Regions from separate parts of the Homo sapiens genome. Here regions 1 and 2 are each linked to region 3. Evidence: read pairs that join two places in POLR2A ChIA-PET (ENCODE). Cell type or tissue: GM12878. All regions are shown on one strand.

The links. Peaks named below come from ENCODE experiments on the same cell type or tissue, not always from the same donor. Only the 100,000 strongest peaks of a DNase experiment are listed, where the experiment ranks them.
Region 1: POLR2A ChIA-PET joins it to region 3 with 5 read pairs; 1 of 35 experiments calls an interaction of 5 or more read pairs at or near these places.
Region 2: POLR2A ChIA-PET joins it to region 3 with 7 read pairs; 3 of 35 experiments call an interaction of 5 or more read pairs at or near these places.

What each region holds. Positions count from the first base shown.
Region 1 is chr2:176,995,473-177,000,472 of GRCh38, forward strand. No RefSeq gene overlaps it. Among named protein-coding and RNA genes, the nearest start is that of MIR4444-1, 210 kb to the right of the region's middle. In GM12878, no CTCF peak of the experiment used is centred here; DNase peaks (open chromatin) are centred at 2,009, 2,149 and 4,119; H3K4me3 peaks cover 555 bases; H3K27ac peaks cover 3,392 bases.
Region 2 is chr2:176,772,917-176,777,916 of GRCh38, forward strand. No RefSeq gene overlaps it. Among named protein-coding and RNA genes, the nearest start is that of LINC01117, 140 kb to the left of the region's middle. In GM12878, no CTCF peak of the experiment used is centred here; no DNase peak of the experiment used is centred here.
Region 3 is chr2:176,825,268-176,830,267 of GRCh38, forward strand. No RefSeq gene overlaps it. Among named protein-coding and RNA genes, the nearest start is that of LINC01117, 190 kb to the left of the region's middle. In GM12878, no CTCF peak of the experiment used is centred here; a DNase peak (open chromatin) is centred at 2,234.

The DNA of each region.
Region 1 (5,000 bases), 170 kb after region 3:
GTTTCTTCATTTACAAAACAGGATAATGAGACACAAAAGGCAGGTTTGCCATAAAGATAGACTGTGAGGCCCATCCCAGTGCCTGGAACCTGGCGGACACTAGACTCTCAGTCACCTCCTGCCCTCTCCCTTCTCCCACCCCCATGCCACAGCTTTCATTATAACTGCTCTCCTAGCTTACAGGGACCTTCTCTCCTCCACACTTAGAGAGAAATTGTGATCTATGCCACACAACTTGGTACTTACTCAAAAGTTCATTAAGATTCTTTTTTATAAGGGACTAAAGCCCAGGTCAAATTGCTAAATACAAAAAGGACACTTATTAGTTCCAATAACTGAAAGCAGCGGAGACAGGCAGAACTTCATCTGCGTGAGCTTGATCTGGATACTCATTTGTCATTGGGGCTCTGCCTCCATTTCCTTGTGGTTTTCCTCTGGCTCTGCCTTGGCCCATGCTCGGGCCTCATTCCCAGGCTGGCTCCCATCATGACAGCACGATTTACCCCAGCATTCCCAGCCTTCCTATCTGTGTGCTGCACTGACAAGCAGAAGAGAAGGTCTGAGTCCCAGCTTTCCCAGAAAATATTCTGCAAATCCCAGTTTCAATCACAATCCGCCCTCCTGGCCCCTGCCTTGACCCCCCGCAGCAAATCACTGTGGCTGGGAAATGAACCGAGCTCTTAGTCTTAGCCTGGGTTGTGCCTTCACCCTGTAACCCAACCCAGCTCCAATCCAGACATGGAGTCACTGCCCAGAAACCACTTGGATACCCATGTGGACTGTGGAGTCCACAGATATTTCAAGAGATTTGATGGCAGCCTTACCAGTCCACAGGACCCAGATCTTCTGAGGGCTTCTGTAGCCTGAATCCTAGGCCCGGCCCCAATCAGGTTAGTTCCTTGAAGTTGTACGCTTCCACCCCATAGCTAAAATGGCCCCTTTTGTAGGAATCCAGAATACATAAAATTGCAAGGGATTGGATTCTGCCCCTAAATTGATTTTATACCCTTGAAAGTTTTCTACTATAGCATGTGTGAGTGTGTGTGTGTGTGTGTGTGTGTGTATAAATTGTGATTAGATAAGGCTCTAAAGAACAGTTTTATAGTCACTCCACCCATTTGGCTTTCCATAGAAATAAAATCCTTCATTATGGCAATGACCTTCAACGAAGGTTAAGTACGCAAACCTCAGTTTTAAAAAAAACTGTTTTTAACTGCTTTTATCTTTGAGCCTTTGAAGTAGAAAGTAAAAAAAATCAAATATTTTATTTTTGACATCTTCAAGGAAGGTATATGTAAATAGGAAACATACATAAAATCCCTGAGCACAAACAGAAAACAAATGATTAAATATAATGACAATTGCAGAAATATAGATTGAAGGTAAAATAGATTAAGGATGCTGCCCTTTGATGCCACTTTCTGTCAATAAGGCATAAGATAAATTTGTGAGCCTCATATTTCTCTGATCCACAGGTTAAATTTGCCATCCTGTAATTCCTTGTCACCATTTCAAATATCAAGCTAAACATCGTGTATTTCTCTGGGGTATTCACAACCTTCAGAGAGTAGTTGATAGTGATCACATTTCTTCTGAAGTCTTTGTTGATCCAAGAATACATATTTTGTTGTGTAAGTCTTCATAAATCAGTCTTTCCGCCCGTTTATCATCCCTGTTACTTTTCTCTGAACACTCTCCAGTATGTCTCCAACTTGCTAATAATGAGGTTCCCAGACCACAATGCATCATTCCCAGCTCAGTCTCTCTCCTTGTGCAGAGATGGACTTTGCCTTTTGGCTTCCTGACTCACTGTTTCCACTGACTAAGTTCATATGCTGCCAGATCATATATGAACCCGTGATTCATTTGCTACCCATTACAATGCCTGGGAGAACCCAAGCACTTCCCTAAATAGGTCAATGCCTGATGTACTAGGTGCCCAGAAAAGTTCTTTAAATAAATGAATAAATAAAAGCATGAACTTCCCTGTTGTGTCTTTAGTATACCAAAACATTTATTACAAAAAGAACAAATGAAAAGGAATATGCAACCTGTGTTGACAGTGGGGACAAGGGAACAGAGGTAACACATGAGAATCATGCATGGATGCTTTGGCCTGTACCATTCAAACGTTTCTACCAATTTGATTTGATTTAGACATATTTCATTTTCATTTAGCACAAGACAAAAGGAAGTTCAGAAAACTAAGGTATTTCACCACAGCAACTGAACAGTTGAATTACAACTGAGAACGTATCTGGAGTCTAAAATTCTAGTGCCCAATGTAGACTGCAGAGTAGAACAATCTGAAAATACCATTAGTAAAGTCCTTGTAGTTCCTGGGAATCAGTTCCTACATCTTCAGCTAAAATACTTGAGGCATGGGTTCTAACTGTGATTTTTTGCCTCAAGGGCTTTCCCTTTCTACTCATAATAACAGGATGCAAGAGGGTGGAAAAGGGAGAGGAGCAGAGCTAATCTGGTTTCTTGCTCTCTTGACCCCAATTACACTAGTGGTAGTGACAGTGACAGTAATAGTAGTAGTAGCTGCTCTTATTATTGAGTACCTGCTGTATGTCATGGACTCTGCTTAACCCTTCACATAATGTTATTTCATTAATAGCCAATTAAAATATGCACATTACCTCAATTTTACTTTAAGGAAACGGAGTCCCAGAAAGATTAAATGTCTAAGGATCACGCAGCAGAGTTAAGGTGCTATTTCAGCTCTGGGAGACTGCACCCCACTCTTCTGCCCTAGCACAGACTCTTTCCTTGGTTTCAATACTATACCAAGCCTGACATGTCATGCCTGACAGCCACTCCCATTTTCTGGTTCCTCTGAACTTCTCCTTAAGGACCCTTAATCAAAACTAACTGAGAAGTAAGGGGGGGGGGTGGGGGGGAACATTAGCTAAGAGGAACCTCTTAGCTAAACTTAGAAAAATTTGGAGTTTTCAAAAGGATCTTCTCTCCAGGAAATTAAGAAAAACAACAAACCATTAAGCATGTCATGTGCTAATAGGACCAGCCTAGTATAAGGCCATGTAAAAAGGCATTGAAATCTGCTAGTGTGATCCCAGCCTGGCCACAGATGCCCATGGCAGCCCAGTTTCCAGGCACTTGCCCTCATCTCCAATCTGTCTTTCTACCTTGGTCAGTTTGTTCCATTGCATGTGTACACTGATGGCCCCTGGCCAGAACTGAGCATATCAGATCAATACAGCAGTACACAGTACTGTGATTAAACACTGCAATGAAATGCTTGGTAAAAAACAAAAAACAAAAAACAAAACAAAAAAAACTCCCCAAATGACTCCTCTTTAAGAAAATAATCAAAAATAATTAAAGCAAAAAGCAAGACCAAATACTCTTCTCTGTTGGTTAATTCATTCCCCCTCTAATTATCTGTACATTCTGCTCTCTTTATGCTGCAACTCCAAACCAACAAATACTTGGGTTGAAAATTTTTAAAGAAGTAAATTCTTCATATAATTCCACAGGTCATGCGAAAGACCCATAATTTCATGGACATAGTACTGGAAAGGAAGTGAGAAGATTTGGTAAATATGTGTCTCACCACTTTGTTAGCAGGGACTATAAAATAATGATTTTTGAAAGCCCCCTTGGATATATAAAGCATTCTACAGTACTCATGAAATATTGGTTGAATTGGTTGAACCGACCTTAGGTAAACCTCTCCATATTTCCAAGCTTCAGTTTCTACATCTATAAAACAGAAACTAATAATAACTTTCTTGTCATACATGACTATTGTGGGGCTCCCAACAGGAAAATATATATGAAAGCATTTTTTAAACAATAAAGCATCATACAAAAGTAAGTTATGAAGAAAGGGAGATGCGCTCTAATTGTGCAAATAACATGGGCATTGTGCCAGCAAGCAAGTTAAAAAGTTAATAGCACTTTTTGCTATTTATCCAGATGTTTGGACACATTCTAACTATAAATCCAAAGTGGTCACTGGCAAACATTCAGACTGTTAAAGGACTGCTAGAAGGAACAACATGAGTGTTCTCTGTGTCTCCTGGGCCCCAAGGAGGGAAGGGAAGTTTCTGCATAGTCATTCCATCTCTAACAGAAACCACAACTCCTTGGAGCCCCAAAAGGAAACCAGTGCAGATGTCAAATATTTTGCTATGATGCTGAACTGAATGAACCTACACAAGGGTTAAATCTTTGTTTTTTCACAGGGAATAAGCCCTTTAGATCTTATACGTTAACCCCACTTCTACAGCAATCGAACCAAGGCAAAAATGTGCTTTTGCAAATATTTTTGAAAGATCTGACTAAGCCATTTTTAGATGTTTTTCAGTCTTCATGTGCCTTTCCCTCCCACAGAGCACAATTAAAAAGGCACCTTTAAAAGGCTATTTAAAAACATTGATTGGCTTAACTGTGCTAATGTCATGGCTTTAAAATAAAATTCTATTAAGTCTTTAAAATATTGCAGACAAGTACTTTGCAGCAGAAACTCAGGACAACCATCCTGAGGCTTCTGTTATTCACAGATATTTAGTTACTTCAGGTTAGTTCATCTTTCTTATTATGTTTTGTCTTTCAATTTGTGTAGTCTTATGACAGTTTTCAGGACATAATTGCCTTGATGCATACTAGAGCCTAGAGTACCTAGCAGCCACATTTCCCCAAGTCACTACGGTGAATTCATGAAGACAGACGCATTATGCTGGCTGGCACTGCGTTGCTATCAATACGTAAGGAGACAATGGTGTTCTTTCCTTACATTTAAATGCTAAACATTACAGAGTACCTCACCCTCCAAGAACTGTCCCAGGGATTATTTTAGATCTTGGTGAAGTATGTGTGTCCTTTTTTGACTCTGAATCACTCTTGTCTCTAGAGAAACTCAGGGGCTCAACATACACATGTAAAATTCTTTTCTTCTCTTCTGTATTTCCATTCTTGCTGTTTTTATGCTAAACTACAGACTTCCCCTTCTATCCATAATGTGCAAGGCA
Region 2 (5,000 bases), 52 kb before region 3:
AGAGACCTTTGCCACAGCTCCTCCCATCACAGGCCCAGAGATTTAGGAGGAAAAAATGGTTTCATGGGCTGAGCCCAGGGTCATTCTTCTGTGTGCAGTCTAGGGACTTGGTGCCCTGTATCCCAGCTGCTCCAGCCATGTCTAAAAGGGGCCAAGGTACAGCTGTTGCTTTAGAGGGTGAAAGCCCCAAACCTTGGCAGCTTCCACATGGTGTTGAGCCCGCAGGTACACAGAAGTCAAGAATTGAGGTTTGGGAATCTTGCCTAGATTTCAGAGGATGGGTGGGAACGCCTGGATGTCCAGGCAGAAGTTTGCTGCAGGGCCAGGGCCCTCATGGAGAACCTCTGCTAGGGCAATACAGAAGGGAAATGTGGGGTCAGAGCCCCCACACAGAGTCCCTACTGGGGCACCACCTAATGGAGCTGTGAGAAGAGGGCCAACGTCCTCTAGACACCAGAAAAGTAGATCCACTGACAGCTTGCACTGTGTGCCTGGAAAAGCTGCAGACACTCAGTGCCAGCCCATGAAAGCAGCCGGGAGTTGGGGCTGTACCCTGCAAAGCCACAGGGGCAGAGCTGCCCACTGCTGTGTGAGCCCACCTCTTGTAACAGTGTCACCTGGATGTGAGACATGGAGTCAAAGGAGATCATTTTGGAGCTTTAAGATTTTACTTCCTTGCTGAATTTCAGGCTTGCATGGTGCCTGTAGCCCCTTTGTTTTGGCCAATTTCTCCGATTTTGAACAGCTGTATTTAACCAATGCCTGTACCTCCATTGTATCTAGGAGGTAACTAACTTGCTTTTGATTTTGCAGGCTCATAGGCAGAAGGGATTTGCCTTGTCTCAGATGAGACTTTGTACTATGGACTTTTGAGTTAATGCTGAAATGAGTAAGATTTTGGGGGACTTTTGGGAAGGTCTGATTTGTTTTGAAATGTGAGGACATGAGATTTGGGAGGGGCCAAGTATGGAATGATAAGGTTTGGCTCTGTGTTCCCACCAAAATCTCATCTTGTAGTTCCCATAATTCCCACGTGTTGTGGGAGGTACCCAGTGGGAGATAATTGAATCATGAGGGCAGGTCTTTCATGTGCCACTCTCATGATAGTGAATAAGTTTCACGAGACGTGATGTTTTTAAAAATGGGAGTTTCTCTGCACAAGCTCTCTCTCTTGCTGCCACCATGGAAGAAGTGCCTTTCGCCTTCTGCCATGATTGTGAGGCCTCCCTAGCCACATGGAACTGTAAGTCTGTTAAACCTCTTTCCTTTGTAAGTTGCCCAGTCTTGGGTATGTCTTTATCAGCAGTGTGAAAATGGACTAATACAGGGATTGAACAGCTTTTCAGGTATATAAAGCCACAAACATTTCCTTGTTGTGAAGATATTTAGTCTCCAGGCAAGAGGGAAAACTCGTGTGTGTCTTTCCCTTAAGCTTTTTTCAGTTGGACCCCTGGGGGAATGCTTAGAGGATGTGGTGAAAAGCATTCCTTGAGTTTTCCAGCTTCTTCCTAGCACTGTCCTCTAGTGTGGGACCACCAGCTTCCTCTGGATTCAGGGATGAAGGGATTGACAATGGTGCATAGGTCTAGGGGATTATCCTTTTGATTCTGACCACTAAACTTAATTGGGTAAGCCATGGGGACCAGCTAAGACCACTAAGCAGAGAAATGGCATGATTAGGGTTGTGTTCTATAAAGCCCACTCTGGCAGCAGTGTGGAGAGATGAATTAGAACAAGAATAGGATGATGGCAGCAAACATTGCCGTAGGTATCTATGGCCAGAGTGGTGGCTCACACCTATAATCCCAGCACATTTTTAGGGAAACTGAGGTGGATCACTTGAGGCCAGGAGTTTGAAATTAGCCTGGGCAACATCATGAGACCCTGTCTCTACAAAAAAAAAAAAAAAAAAAAAAAACTCCAAAGAATAACAGAAAAATTAGTCAGATGTCATGCTGTGTGCTTGTAGTCTTAACTACTTGAGAGGCTAAGGTGGGAGAATTGCTTAAGCCTGGAAGGCTGAGACTATGGTGAGCTGTGATTGCATCACTGTACTCCAGCCTGCATGATAGAACAATGCCCTGTCTCAAAAAAATACAATACAATAAAAAGTACTTTGAGAGAGGATAAGAATTTCAAGGACAGTGGCAATTACATTGACAACCATGGTCCTAACAAACCTCCTTGTGTCCCCAGACCATGTCATCCCCACCTTGGTGGCTTTGGTGTCTATGTTTACCCACGAGCTGCTCCACATCTTCCTCAGATATGAGCTTACATATCATCAGCATGTCTGCTTCTAATATATTTTAATGTGCATTCCTTACTGTAACAGATTTCTGGTAAATTTACAGTTTTGGCATAGGGCCATTTCCTCATCCTGCTCATAACTAAATCCAGCAAGATCTTCTTTACCTCTATTACATTCTAACTGCTGATCACAAAGTCAGGTAGTGCAGGAATAGACACATGGCGACAGCCTACAAACACCCTCTCTTTTTCAGGATGAGTAAAATTAGAAAGGGACTCCATACAGCTGAGACCTATGTGGGTTCAAATAATAATAATAATAACAAAATAAATAAATATTACACCCTTGTACTTTGTACTGAGCTCTTGCTTTGTACTGCACTGTGGGCTTAAAGTTTTGTGTATATCTTGTCATTTAATCCTCACAAAAATCCTATGAAGTGACTACTGTTAGCATTCCTATTAAACAGACAGAAAACTATGTCTTTTTTTTTTTTTGAGACAGAGTCTCACTTTGTCTCCCAGGCTGGAGTGCAGTGACACAATCTTGGCTAACTGCCAACCTCTGCCTCCTGGGTTCAAGTAATTCTCCTGCCTCAGCCTCCTGAGTAGCTAGGATTACAGGCATCCAGCTAATTTTTGTATTTTTGATGGAAATGGGGTTTCACCATGTTGGCCAGGCTGGTCTGGAACTCCTGACCTCAAGCGATCTGCCGGCCTTGACCTCCCAAAGTGCTGGGATTACAAGCCTGAGCCACCATGCCTGGGCAGAAAACTAACTCTTAAAGAGAGTTTAAGAAACCTTCCTAAAGTTTCATAGCTAGTAGGTGGCAAGCAGGGATTCAAATCCAGGTCTATCATGTTCTTGAGCTCAAGCTCAGTGACGCTGTGCCACAGAGAGTATCATCGTTATTTCCTGCACAGATGCTCATCTATTTCTAGTCCAGTCCCATGATATAAGGGCAAACTAAACCAAACTGCAGGCATTTCTCCCAATCCAATTCAAAATTGGAAGAAAAGCTTATCTTAAGCCTTAGAGGATTCTCTTAGATTTAATCCAGCACTTGAAATCTGAGTCTCAACAGAAGGGAATTTGTGGAAGGATCCAGACCAGATGAACTCTCAGACTCATCAGCATGGACCAAATCTAGGTCCTGTGAGAAAGGAACATAATTCATCCAGCACCCACAATGCCCCTCCTTCAAGGGTTGGTGACTAGACTCATCCCAGTCACCTTGCAGGAAATTCCTGGCACGAAACAAGCTCCAGTCCCAAATTTATGACACTTAGGCAGCTGACAGTCTTTGCAGACTTGAAAAGAGACTCAGATGAAGTTTTGTACATAGGCATTAATGCTATTTTAGCTACAAGAGCTCTAGGCAGCCATATCTGCCAAGAGAAGTGGATTTTTCAGGCAGGGGTCTAAGATAGCTCCTTTACCTGCCATAGTAAATTGTCAGCTATAAAAAGTCATTCAGTCCCCAATGGAGAAGCTACTCCTGGTCAACAGTTAACTCATATTACAAAGAACATTTTAAAAGTCTGATGGCATAAAGAAAGTAAACAAAAGATTAATATCCAACATCTTTATGCAAGCAATATATCATTAATGATCATTATGGAGAACTTCCTTAGTTCAAATGAGGTTCCAGAAGACTGGAAGCATTTCACTGTAGCACCAGTATTTATAATAGCCACCCTGGGGAACAGCAGGCCCATCAACTTGACATAGCTAATATGCAAGGTAATGGAAATAAGTAGAGGTGAAATGGAGCCACACGGACACTGAATTATCTTGGGAGCCAACTTCCATGCAAATAATTAGAAACTGCCCTGATTATTAGTAGAGTGGAGAGGACGCTGCCTCAAACACCTTAGGTCACATTTTAACTTACTATTTAAAACTGGCGCATCATGTTGTCCTGCTGCTTAAAATCACAGCAAAGAACACTGGATGCAATTGACAGAGGACAAATCATTTCTAATGAAATTTGAGGAAGGAGTTTGTTCACATGGTTTGGGAAGCAGCACAATATTGGAGATGAGGGTGGTCTGGATTTTAGTCCCTGTCCCAAGTGACTCACTGTGCACCATTTTATTATAAAATTCCTTTAACCTTTTATTAATTTTCTCAACTGTAAAATTTAGATAGTATTGCCTAACCTCTTGTCTCATTGTTTGTGTAAAACAAGAGAGATGAGCCTATATAAAAATACTTGGTAGAGTATAAGACAGGAGAGGGAAATGCAGATGCATAAATGAGCGAAGTAGCTGCATGGAGGACGCTGGGGGATTTTGCAAACTGGTGAGACACACCCTATTTTTTAAAACGGCCTTTCAGCTCTAGCTCATTGTTGCCTTGCAGGAATGAAGGACTGGTGTTGCAGGCAGGTCTTCCCATTTTAAAGTAATATTGAAAATAGCTTTTCTTTTCTGATAAGTAATCTATTTTAAAATGCAGCAGTGAAAACAAAAGTTTCTAAAACTCTGTACATGCAGATTCCATACTATTCATGGACTATTAGTCCTCTCCCCCAAAGGGTCATATGGTATAAGGGTAATTGGGAATTTTATTAGTTGATAATAATAATTGCTAACATTTATAGAATTATAGACTAGAATATTAGTTGTGTGCTAGGTACTTATTTTCACTGTGGAAATGAGGGTTTCCCTCCAGCTTTATTGAGGTATAACTGACACAAAAATTGTATATATTCAAGGTGTACAGCATGATAATTGGAGAGGTACTC
Region 3 (5,000 bases):
TTTTGTTTCCCAGGCTTAACTCCTCAAAATCATGAGCTTTTCTTCCCTACCTTTCCCTTCATTCGAACTCTTTCCTTTCAAAATGTTTATAGAATTCATTCTTATCCTCTCCCTGCCTGGGGGGTTTATCTAGCTAGTCTAAATTCTAGATCATTGCCTTTCTATAGGAAATATAAAACACACAAATAATGAAATACCCATAATCCAAGGCAGAAATCATGAGTGTTATAGTAACAATGGCCTCAAGAGCTAGACTGCCCAGGCAGCTCATATTTCATACAGTTTTACTATTTTAAATAAAATCAATTTGAAAAAATCATTATGTTGAAGAATAAAAATGTTTAAATATTACCTGATTTTTTTTTCTCATTTCTTTTTTCCCTTTTGACCTTCCTCCTTCCCCATGCAAGAAGCTGGACATGTCTCTGCTATTTAACTCAAGGAAGGAATAAGACAGTATTAAAGAGAAGAATTCTTTCCCTGACTTGCATATTTCCAAAGCCGAGCCCCTCAGGGATATAAAGACTTAAGGTAGAGGCAAAAGATTTGGGAAAAAATAACGTGAATTTAAGGTAGGCTTTACCCTTCTACCTCTTACCAAAGAAAAGATTCCCAGGATTGATGGAAGGGGATATTTGGAAGGAAGCAATGGGAACAGAGATGTTGGTGGGCTTAGGTCCCCAAAAATAAGAACCTGGGTCCTGTCCACCAGTTTTAGATGTGGGAAGGTGGCAAACCCCCCATAGTAGTTTATGGGCATAGAGATAAAGGAAGCAAAGTTTAGTAAATTGGCTCTGGAGGTTGATTTGGCATCATTTGGTAAAATTGAAACATTGGAAAAATTTTTACACATATACATAAAAAGCTTTGTACAAAAATGTTTATTCCAGCATTACTTTTAGTGGAAGAAAGCTTCCCAACAACCTAAATATCCATTAATAGAAGAGGGAATAAATAAAATGTGAAATATGTTGACTGTAGACTATTGTGTAGCAAAAAAAAAATGGTTAAAATAATAGAAGACAGTACAGAAGAATTTAGATCTTAGAATCCAACTGTCTTGAGAGTTAAAGCCTCAAGAGTTAAACTTTAAGTGCCTCATTTTACAGATGAGAAGGAATGGGGGACCTGAAGGCTAAGTGATTTCTTGAAAGCAGGCTGTTGTTTCGACTTCCAACCTGGCCTTTCATCCATGATGTCATTAGATGCCCCAAGCTACCTGGTATAGTTCAGTCTATTCCAGGAAGCAGAACATCATCCCCTCTGATCTCTCTATTAGTCTAGCACAGAAGAACAAAAAGAGGAGGGGAAAGGGGAAGAAAAAAAAGGTTGCCCTTGTTCTTGAGGTCACAGTTCAGATGAAGAACAGAATCATAATATGAAACCATAAAAGCCACTTAAGTGACACAGTTCTCTTATTTCCCACATTCACAGCTTAAGAAGTCTTTTGATCATCTCCGGATCTCCATTTTCTTACTAGCAAAACAAGGGGTTCAGCTAGAAAGAACGACCATCGACTCCTTAAGTTCAAACTAGTCTCCTTGTAACGAATCTAACTTTTAGCTATGGAATCTAAGCTGTCTCGATTTCACGGTTGAAATCTACACTCACAAAATATTTCATACACTTTCCCCAAATCTCTTGTCTATACTCTAACAGTTCCTTCTGACTGGTGAAACCTAGAGACCGTATCTGATGCTTCTTTGCCAATATAATGTTTAATTCTCAGCACTCTGATAAACTTGTAGGAAGAATTTTCTGCCTTTGTTTTAAAGATAGGCACTACATTAAAATCTCAATACTAAATGGCAATCCAGGCACTTATTTTTTCAAGACTGAGATCCCAATGTCAGCGAAACGGCTTTGGCTTCATCACTTTGCAAGCCTGAGGTGGGAGTGGACATCTCCACCTGCCAGCGCTTATCTCTCGGCATGGTCTGATGGGCCGAATGGGAGTGGGAGTCAGGAACTCCACGGTAAGTACTAATTGTGTGACTGATTTGGGGCTGTGACATCAGAGAAAACTGTTCCACTTCAGGCTTCTTGTGCAAAGGAGGAGAAAATTGTAAAGAGAAAATTTCTCTGAAAAGTACATCATGCTCCAGAGGCCAAATGTGACAGTCATTAAGGAAGCAAGAGGAGATGGCTTCTTCCCCAGCCATGACGGGATCACTCATGGTATCCCCACCCACGCTGCCAGTGTGTCACAGCTCAGCCACAGAAACACAGCAACTTTCATGCAAATGGCTCAAATTCACTTTTCACATTTAAAGTAACACATTTTGTAATTATTAATGGTTAATTCCTGTGACCACCCATGAGTGAAGGGCATTTCCGTCTCCCACATCTTTAATGGCAAATAATTAATGATGTGTTAGAAATTAACAACAATTAACAGTGCATAAGAACAATGGCAGAAGGTCAGAGACTCTGAAGAAATGCAACGTTTAGCTTCTCGGGCAGAATCTGGCAGTCTCAAGGAGGGAGACTCCAGGCAGAAATGTTTCCCTCAGATACAAATACACCTCAACTCTTGCTCCAGAACATGGGCCCAAATACAATCACTTTTTAAGACTAAGTATGTTGAAGGAAATAAACAACTACCCAGCACTTCTATTAAGCTTATTAGTTTTGCTAAACAAGCAAAATGGTATAACATATTAAATTTTTAGCTTAGTATTAATGAGCATTGCCTGAAATATAGAACAAATTTCTGATTTAGCAATTACATGATCATTTTAGAATGTAGTAGGGTCTAGTGAATTTCTAGAAAGAACTCTGAGTAACATGTAGATATAAATCACTTATAGAAACTGTATGTGTATATCATATTTTTGTGTTTATAGGATCTCTGCAAGTATTATTGCTGTATATAGGCAAGTTTAATAAATTGCCTTAACTTTACCTACATGATAGATAAGTGGCAGATAATATTACTATTGGAGTGTTGAATTTCCCAGCCTTGCTCTATGCACTTTTATCCTATTTTCCAAAACAAAACAAAACAAAAAAAAAAACAAAAAACAAAAAAACAAAACAGAAGTCCTTGGGCCAAAGTCTTATATGTCTCAATGTTGAAAATAAAGTCAGAGAAAGTGAGTCAAGCTCAAATACACAAACTGATGATCTAACCAAGGATATCCACCAAGGGTATCCTACTATAGAACAGGCATGAGATATATATATTCTGCTTCCACCCACAAAGTAATTATAATTATAATTATATTACCTGTAATTATAAACATAATTAATTATATTCCTGCAGCACTTTAGAGCTTACAAAGTGCATTCACATACATTAATTATTTAACCTCATCTGCACCTGGGAGGCAGGCATAGCCGAAAACCCACAGAATAAAACCACCGGCTTCATATTGAACCCAGATCTATTGCTTCCAGGTGGCCACTTCCTTCTTTCCATCTTGTGATTATCCCCTTAAACCAAGCATGTTCTGAAAATGGGGGGAGAATCCATTTTCTAGAAGCAATGATATTTCTAGCTTCTTGGTCAAGCAACTTCCAAACCAGGAAAAGTGATTTTCAGGGAAGGAAGAGCCCAAAATTTGTGGGGAGGAAGCACCAATCACAACTACCTCAAGGCTCTGGTTTGGCTCGGGCGCACAGGAGCAGTTGGTGGGGCCTGAGCCTCACCTCTGTCCACGTTTTCATAGGCAAGAGTAATTCAAAGAATGACAGACTTTTGGAGGTAGAACAGAAACATGTCCTGCACATTAGGAAGTGTGCCTTGCTGAAAATGCAAAGAGAGCCCAAACTCCACAGCAGCTTATGGAAGGAACGATCATGATGAGACCTTGCAGTTCAGCCCTTGTGCTTTGCAGGTTAGGGGATCAAATGTGCACTCCTCTGCCTGCTTTTCAAGGTTCCACACCCCCCTTCTCAAAACCCCCATATCATATTGGATATGTGGCACACAGCTGTCTAGCCCCATTTCCCATTGCACCTTAATATCCTAACCAGTCACCCTCGCACAACCGTGCAGCTCTCTGTTCCTGTTCCCATTCCTGGGCTCCTCATGTGCAGGCTCTTGCCTGCTGTTAGTGGATTCAAATCCCACCCAGCCTTCAAGGCCCAGCCCAAGGCCCACCTCCTTCCACCAGACATAAGGGAAAGTAGATTTTGGCCCTTCTAGGGAAGAACTTACAGTCTTCTCAGAGAAGAGATTTGTATTCAAGCAGCCATAGAAGTTGGAAGGTGTTCAGTGAGTAGCCCTAAAACGGAGCTCCTTAAGTATGGACCAGCAGATCAGTATCACCTGGGAACTCATTAGTAATGCAAATTTTGGGGTCCTGCCCTGGACTTACTGAATTAGGATCTCCAGGATCCGCTAAGGAGTCATTGGTTTAACAAGCCCTCCAGGTGAATCTGATGAATGCTAAAGTTGGAGAGCCCCTGCCTTAAAAGAAGTGAATTTGTGGGAAGTCAAAGGAGTAATTGACTTCCAGGGAAGTCTTCTAGAAGAAATTGGCTTTTGAGGTTTGGCCCTTTAAGACTGTTAAGATTCAGACACCTGGAGAGGAGTGGCAGGCATCCCAAGAGTAAAGACAATGTGAGCAGAGACCCAAATCCAGAAAGGCACAGGGGGTCTGGAAACAGCAAGGACTTCCATGTGGCCAGTGTCCAGGATGGCTGGAGAGGAGTTGCTGGCAGTCAAATTTCAAATAATAACAACAACAACTTGTATTGATCCCCTATGGTGTGCCATGAAGATTTCTAGATGCTTTATTTACAAGAATTCCTTTATTCTATTCCCATAACCCTATTAAAGAGAAAGTGTTATTAGATGATCCCCATTTAAAGATCAAGAAACTGGCAGGGCGCTGTGGCTCATGCCTGTAATCCCAGCACTTTGGGAGGCTGAGGCAGGCGGATCACTTGAGGCCAGGAGTTTGAAACCAGCTTGGCCAACATGGAGAAACCCTGTCTCTACGAAAAATACACAATTTAGCCGGGCATGTTGATGTGCACCTGTGATCTCAGCT